Regions from separate parts of the Homo sapiens genome. Here region 1 is linked to region 2. A link is an interaction called in ENCODE POLR2A ChIA-PET data of the cell type or tissue named here. Cell type or tissue: OCI-LY7. All regions are shown on one strand.

Region 1 (4,000 bases), 58 kb after region 2:
TTCAGATCCCTTATTTATTTTCCCCCACCCCCGCCACACTTAGCCCTTCATGTAGTCAGAGCTGAATTTGAATACCACCTTGAGTGATCAATATTCATATATTTGTATAAATTTGCATTGGGTTGAGCAAGATCAGTGGCTAATCATGAGTAAACTCATTGTAATCACTTTCCTGGCTAAGTTTCTATCAGCAGGAAGATGGCAACTTCTCCTTGAAAGAGCTGGTGAGCAGATTGGGGGTGGGTACCATTGTGGAGCCCAGACTCCGCTGTATGGAGTCTAACTCAGGCTCACTGCAGCCACCACAGCTGCCACTAGCTCCACTTCACAAACTCAGTGCTCAGGGTCCACCCAGGACCTCGCTGCCGGAAAGTGGGCATTTTAGTTAATTATGGGCTAGGCTCTGTGGTTCATTAAACACACACACACACACACACACACACACACACACACACACATTTTCTCCTTATTCTTTGAAAATCATCACAAGATATCAGGTATATTCAGGGGCTCTCACTACCTTTTTCTTTTTATGAAAAGCTTTTCTTCTAAGTGAGCAAAAAAACAGAGTCCCCAAACAGGACTTTTAAACTGTCTTTCGTTCCCTCAGCTATCAAAGATAAGCAAATTAAACCATGAGGGTTCATTTTAAATTTATTGCATTAGTGAAGTTTTAAAGCATGATGTGTAATGGTGAAGTTGTGTTGAAATCAGTGCCCCCGGCCACTGCTGGGGAGGGCAGGTGACATGGTGCTGGCCTTTTCCAAGTTCTTGGGCAGAGCATTTCATTAGTGTTTGTGATGTCCCCATCCTTTGACCTGTGATCCGGTTCCTGGGACTGTATCTTAAGGAAATGATCGATAAAAATGGAGAAATAATAAACACGCTATGGCATGCTTTATAACTATGAATAAGTGGGAGGCAGTTCAGTGCTATGTAGGAAGGGAGAGGTTAAAAAAATCCGTGGTAGGTCTACCCAAGGGCCTAGTATATATCCATCAAAAATGATAAGATCTTTTAGCCTCATAGAATTGTGGTATAATATTTGCTATGAGGGAGAATAAGCCGCTGTACCTACTGCGGTTACAACTCTGTAAAACATGTATTTATTCTTTGAACCAGTGTGTATTGAGTACCTCCTTTTGTCAGGGCTTATTCAAGGCTGGAACATGCCTACAGCTGTGGACAAGACCTTTCCCTTTCGTATCTCCTGTAGCTCGCATTGTAACTTAAGAGAAAAACCTTAGCAGTGACACAAATGTTTATTTAAATACAGTAGCAATAAGTGCTTTAAAAAAAACAGGTTGTCAAGAGGGAGGTCCTCACCTAATGTTCTTATGATATCAAAAAAATATTTAAGGCCAGGCACAGTGGCTCACACCTGTAATCCCAACACTTTGGGAGGCTGAGGCAGGAGGATCACTTGAGCCCAGGAGTTGGAGACCAGCCTGGGCAACATAGTGAAACCCTGTCTCTACAAAAAAGTTTTTAAAAGTTAGCTGAGCATGGTAGCATACATTTGTAGTCCCCGCTACTCAGGAGGCTGAGGTGGGAGGATCACTTGAGCCTGGGAGGCCAAGGCTGCAGTGAGCCATGATTGCACCACTGCACTCCAGTCTGGGTGACAGAGCAAGACCCTGCCTCAAAAGAAAAAAAAATTAAAAATACTAATTACATAACTTTTTTTCCATTTTCAGTTTTTAAAATCAATTTAATATTCCTGGACTGAACTTTTTAAGATCCACTTGGCAGCTGTGACTGGAGGAGCAGGAGGAAGGGACTAGAGGGATGGAGGTGCACAAGGCTAGAAGGGTGGATGGTGCATGGAGATGGAGCTGCCCTGAGTGGCCCAGAATCCTGCACAGGAGGCCCTTCTAGATCAGAACAACCTATGGCCAGTCTGCAGGTGAAATCTGGCCCATAGCTTGTTTTTATAAAGTTTTATTGGAACACAAATGTACCCATTCAACTTATTGTCTGTGGCTGCTTTTACACTATAACGACAGGTTAAGTTGTTGTGACAGAGACAGTATAGCCCATAAAGTCCAAAATGTATCTTATTTGGCCTTTTATAGAGTTAGAGTTTGCCAGCTCTCGTTCTAGATCAGTGGTGCTTGGCTATTGACCCCTTTAAATATCAGATGAAAGCTTCATGCCCTCATCCCAGAAAGATGCGTATATGTACCTCTCCACATATAGAGGTACTCATTGAGTTTCCACATTCAGGAGGTCCCAGCACTGTTGAAGCTTCTCCATGGAGCCCTCAGGTTCATACTTCTTGACACTAGTGGAGGTAGGATTCATTTCTTTACCCCCAAAATGTTGAAATAGCTTCTCTCATCTACCAAATGAGATGAGCCTAGTGAGGAAATGAATCAACCCTTACCAGTGGGGTTTAGTGCCCAGTCAACAGGGGGGCCATTTATGTGGTTAGAGTCCAGTCAGATTTTAGACAATATCATGTCCCACTGGCACAGAAACAACATCCCATCCATTCTGTTTCTTTGGCTTATGGTTTGACCCCATATGGGTTATTCTAAAGGAATTATCTGGTTTATAGACATCTATGCTCCCATTCTTAATCCTCTTCTTTCTAGAGCCATTTCCTTCCTCTATAACTTCAGACAAATGTAGGTCTTCCTAAACCTCCAATTGTGCTGGCATTTGCCTTCCCGTCATTTTTGCCACTGTCCTATTTCTCTTCTTTCCTCTACTGGTAGGTTTCTTTCTTTCTTTCTTTCTTTCTTTCTGAGATGGAGTCTTGCTTTTGTTCCCAAGTCTGGAGTGCAATGGCACAATCTCGGCTCACCACAACCTCCGCCTCCCGGGTTCAAGCAATTCTCCTGCCTCAGCCTCCCGAGTAGCTGGGATTACAGGCATGCACCATCTTGCCTGCCTAATTTTGTATTTTTAGTAGAGACGGAGTTTCTCCATGTTGGTCAGGCTGGTCTTGAACTCCCAACCTCAGGTGATCCACCCGCCTTGGCCTCCCAGAGTGCTGGGATTACAGGCATGAGCCACTGTGCCTGGCCCCCTACTGGTAGTTTTCTTAAAGGTAAATTCTCATCCTACACAGCCAACCTTCATCCCTCCTCGACTCTCCTTAACTCTTAGGAACCTGGCCCCTGTCCCAGTTCATCTAACAAATCATAGCTCACCTTCCCCAACTTCTAACCTAACCCAAAGCATTTTAGTTTTCAAAAGTTTTTTGCTTTCTAGTATTAAAAAGTATTATGAAATAATTTTATGTAGAATTTAAAATTACATATATGCAATGATTTTTTGGTAATTTCTGTACAGTTATTTGATTTTTATAATGAAAACATTGATTTTATGTTGAAATATATATTTTAATTTTGCAGCCACTTAGACGCAGTGATATGAATTCAGGAGTGAGAAAAGGAAATCAATCCTGCTCGGAGCTTAGCTTATCTAGGTCAGCTGAGCTGCTTGGGGAACCTGCATCCACTGCCATCTTTTACTCACGATGGTTGTTTAATTAATTTTTCTTCATACTCTGAAAGTTTCGTTACTTCTTAGTCTTCTTATTGATTCTGGATTTATAGAAAAAAAGAACAGAAGTCTTATAATATCCATGCGGATTACAGACTCAGGCAGAGGCCAAGGCAGGGCCTACACCAAGGGCAGAAAGGTCATTTCAGTCAGACCTGAAGGTTTTGGGGGCGCAGTTGCCTTTTGCAGTTGTTTGGGTCTAAATGTGGACAGGAGAGCCAGGTTTATTCTGGCGGTGAAGAATCATGCCCCGCCCCCCTCCATGTTTTGCTATGACTTCTGTTAGCATCAACTAGAGAGAGTTTTGCTGGCCTGTCATGGTGGCTTGTAAATGATAGGCTGGTTTTGTGAACTTGTCTAGCCCATGGTTTAAGCATAGTGTGGCCATGCTAAAAACTTTTCCTGTGAGCTTTCTATCTCCTTGAGATGCCCTCTTTTTTCTGGGAAAGCATCTGGAGTTTCCAGTTCTGAATGACAAGAGTAGCTT
Region 2 (4,000 bases):
TCCAGCCTGGGCAACAGAGCGAGACCCTGTCTCAAACAAACAAATATAACACATGGTGAGATACTAACTATGGATTCCAGTTTGGGCTGACTCTTGATTTGACTCCTGCGTCTTATCCCCCACTCTCATTCCTGTGACATAATCAGACAAAAATCAACATAATCCTGACCAAGAAACAGTCCTTGCCTGACTTTTCAAAGCTGCAAGTCCATTTTTAGACATGGGCCACCATGCAGGTGAATCTGTGGGAGTGATAACCAGCACTTGGGGCCACCTTGGCAGACTTGCAGAGGGGGAAACATCTGGCAGCTTCCTTTGTTCCAATGGGTTTATTTTAGGCCTCTGAGTCTCTGATACCTAGTGGAAGCCTGGCACACAAAAATAATACTAATCCAGGTACAGCTATAAAACAAATGACTCTTTCAAAGTGGGGGAGGTTGGGGATAAAGCATGTAGCTTGGTTATCCCAGGTTACTGTTAGAAAGGAGAAGCCCACCCTGGGGTAAGGGTCGTTATCCTTCCTGGGATGTGTCTCAGGACAGGCTCAGGCATGACTTGCAGCCAGCACCCCCGGAATGCCCGGCCTTCCTCATTTTGGTCTCTTGCAGGCCACCTTCCCTTAAGTCACTATCGGTCACTGACCTCTTCCCCAGAAAAGGCTTAAGAGGTCTCTAGACTTACAATGATTTCTATGTCCACTCTTAGGAACTTTTATTTGCTCATTTGGGCCAGGTGGCATAAAATCAAATGGTGCTTAGAAGTGACCACACTGGTATCAGGTCATGAAGTGTGCCCCATTTCTGTCAGGGAAGCATTCTCCTGAGAAGTCCTGGTTTGTGCCAAGCATTGTTATCTTGGATGACTTGGGTCCTGGTCCTGAAATTGAGCATGTGCTTAAAATGACAAGAGGGAGTAAATAGGACAAGTAGATAGGTTAGCCTGGTCATTCCTAGGTCAGAGTGGCTTCTGTTGAGAACTGAAAATTAGGCTGAAGCCTTTGCAGAGCAGCTGGACAGATAAGCATGGAGGAGAGTGTATGCACACTGGAGAGGTGGGAAGAGGGAGGGGAGAGGACGAGGCTCAGATAGAACAAGAGAGTGCAGGAGAGGGGCAGAGATGCTGTGGTAGACTCTGGAACCACCAGTGATGCTGCTGTCATCCTGGCAGCTTGGAAGCAGCTATCATCCTGGCTGCCGCATCTGGCCCCTGTGACAGCTGAAACCAAAGGTGGGACTGGCTGGAGCTAACTAGAACTGGTTTTCCGCAGTGAGATTTCACCCCACACAGAAGAAGAGAGAAGAAGGCTCAGACTGGGAATGATTCAGTGACGTGTTCAGCTGCCTGGTGTGTTATAGTTTGAGCCATCCCAGGAGGTGCAAATCTTCAGCACTTTGGACTAAAAACAAACGCAGACTTATGCCCTGACCATTCCAGCGGGCAGCACTTGCTGTCTGATCGGACATGTTTCATTTTAGGAAATTGCTCATTTCTGTTAGTCTCAGGGAGCTATCATGGACCAGGAACTGCAGTCTTTTCTGGTGTGGGAGTCTGGGATCCTAAACTGTTGTGAGACCCCTGCTACATGCCCTTAAGTTTGAAGGGGCAGTTTCAGGAGGTAAAGATTAGGGGCTCTTCTTTAGAAGAGTCTAAGCCTTTACAAGAGTCTTTACGAGACTCTTTCCGCGTTGTCGAAACCCCATAGGTTAAAATGTCTCATCTGTGTGCTCTGCACAGGCACACAGAGGCCTGAGTCGAATTTAAAAGAAGGCACTGGGCACCCAAGCCCTTCACCCTTTTCTAAAAGAGGAGCACATGAGCTTTGCATTGCAGATGCAATTTTTATTTTTAAACACCGTAAGTGATGGCGTGTGAGCAGTGACGCATCCACAGCCAGCTAATCTGTATTGTGTAAAAACACACAAACCACAAATTATTTTTAAAAGGGAAGAAAGCAGAAGAACAGATGCAGCAAACTCCTTGTATCACGTGAATTGAGGAGAAAAACTCCACCAGATGCGTTTCTGAGCAACAGCAGAGGGAACACTAGCATGCCCAGATGGGGCAGGGAGTTCTGTCTGCCTGCTTCTCTGGGGAAGACACCTTTCTTTGTGTCCAATTTCCAGGACAGTGACACTGTCTATTTTTGTGTGCATGTATTTCTTCTTTCTCTTTCTTTAAAAAAAAAAAATTAACAATTACATACATATTGAAAAGTACAGCAGTCAGAGAAGTGTGCAGTATTGTTACAAAGTGAGCCAACCTGTAACTCAAGTCGCAGAAATTTACCCGGCGAAGGCCTGTGTCTTACTCAACACACCTGGGTTATGAAATAGCCTATTATATAACCCAGCTCCCCTTACATTTTTTTTAAAAATGAGATTAACATCTAAGAAGTAACAAAAATGGTACTCCTTGGACCATGACTAGAACTAAATGTTGTTTTCGTGAATGCGGTTAGAGACCTTCTGGATCAAGAAACACAGAGCATCCGAGTGGGAAGCATTCTGTCTTCTGTCCTTGGCTCCAGTAGCCTGGTTGGGCTGCATGTTCTCCATGAGGATGAGTGGTGGCCAGATCTCCGGACCAGGTGGAAGGCTGTGCAGGGCATCCCTTCTCTGTCGGTTTCCTGGGTGGGGCTTGGTCACTGGAGTGGGGATGCGCAGCGAGGGGCAGCTCAGGGCTGGACTCTTCACTGCTGTCTTCTGATGGTCTCAGCTGGAAGCTGCTGGGTGCTAGTCTGCACTGAAGAACCCCCAGCCCAGTGGGGGAGGCAAGCCGGGCACAGAGCAGTGCGTCATGATGGGGGCACAGGATTCCGTGGACATTGGCAGCAGGCATGCTCACCACATCTTGGGGTGAGTGGGATGGCAGGGAAGGGTCCCAGAAGAACTGATGAGGAATGCCAAGGTGGAAGTGCCAACCAGCAGAAGTTAGATGGAGAAGAGGCCCAGAGAGCAGAGTTCCCGAGAGGGAGAGTGTGCAGAAGCCTGGAGCCTGGAGAGGGGAGGAATGAAGGCGGGATGAGGTATGGCCAGAGAGCAGAGGGAATGCCACACAGGAGGACAAAGGAGAGATGCAGCTAGATGAGGAGAGAACAGCCACTTCATGCCAGCCTTGGGAGGTCCCCCGGGGAGTGCGGTCCCCTGAAGGCAGAGGCAGAGGGAGGCCATGGGAAGCACCCAGGGCTGGGCTCTGGGTGTATCTTCTGTGTTTTGATGGAGTGCTGCCCAGAGGTGCTGGGTCCCCTGTCCTAGGAGAGTCCTGTGTCTAGAAAAGCTCCAGGGACCACGGCCTTCAGATGGCCCTGCCTGTGGACACTGCGAGTATTGTTTGGCCTTCAGTGAGGGGCAGTCTTGATCAAGAAAATGTTCCTAGGGCTATGTTTCCAAGAGGAATTCAGAAACCCAGGCCGTCAGGTCCCGTGGTCAGCAGGTGGCCAGCGGCAGAGCGGCCACACCCATCCTGGTGCCCTCTCTTTATGGCTGCCACCTCCCTCTGGGAGGGCCTGGGGGACCCTGACACCATTCTGTGGGAGAGATGACAGTAAAATTAGGCTGTGGACATAATGTGAGCATCTTGAGAGTTCAGGAGCCTCTTATCCCCATTTGCATCCTCAGAGCCCTGCAGGTCCCCACCAGTCCCAGGACTTGCCGGTTCTGGGTTTATTTTGTGTGGTCTTTGAACTCCATATTTTGCGTTCTTTTCATCACAGAAGAACTATGGCTACTTCTATTGTGAGGCCAAAAGAAGACCTAGTCCATCTGAGAGGGACCTGCAGAATTCCAGTTCCATGTGGTGAAGAGGATGTGGGTGTCTGCAGTACTGAATTTGGTAGTATGCTGCTTGCAGTGAATGTCCTCTCATTTGGCACATCCCCCAGGCCCTGAGGGCTTCCGTGGGAACAGCTTTAGCTTCAGATCCAGGTCCAGGCACCATAAGTACATGTTGGAGGAAGAAATCCTTGAATGAATGGATGAATGAGTGAATGATTGAATTCCAG

What was found. ChIA-PET counts read pairs that join two places held together with the same protein. Peaks named below come from ENCODE experiments on the same cell type or tissue, not always from the same donor. Only the 100,000 strongest peaks of a DNase experiment are listed, where the experiment ranks them.
Region 1: POLR2A ChIA-PET joins it to region 2 with 6 read pairs; 6 of 35 experiments call an interaction of 5 or more read pairs at or near these places.

The regions. Positions count from the first base shown.
Region 1 is chr7:36,248,578-36,252,577 of GRCh38, forward strand. All of the region lies in intron 3 of EEPD1 (endonuclease/exonuclease/phosphatase family domain containing 1), which reads left to right. Among named protein-coding and RNA genes, the nearest start is that of EEPD1, 97 kb to the left of the region's middle. In OCI-LY7, a CTCF peak has its summit at 3,037 (motif pointing left); no DNase peak of the experiment used is centred here.
Region 2 is chr7:36,190,339-36,194,338 of GRCh38, forward strand. The region is part of intron 2 of EEPD1 (endonuclease/exonuclease/phosphatase family domain containing 1); the gene reads left to right. Among named protein-coding and RNA genes, the nearest start is that of EEPD1, 39 kb to the left of the region's middle. In OCI-LY7, CTCF peaks have their summits at 2,158 and 2,372; DNase peaks (open chromatin) are centred at 283, 1,223 and 1,873; H3K4me3 peaks cover 2,879 bases; H3K27ac peaks cover 3,321 bases.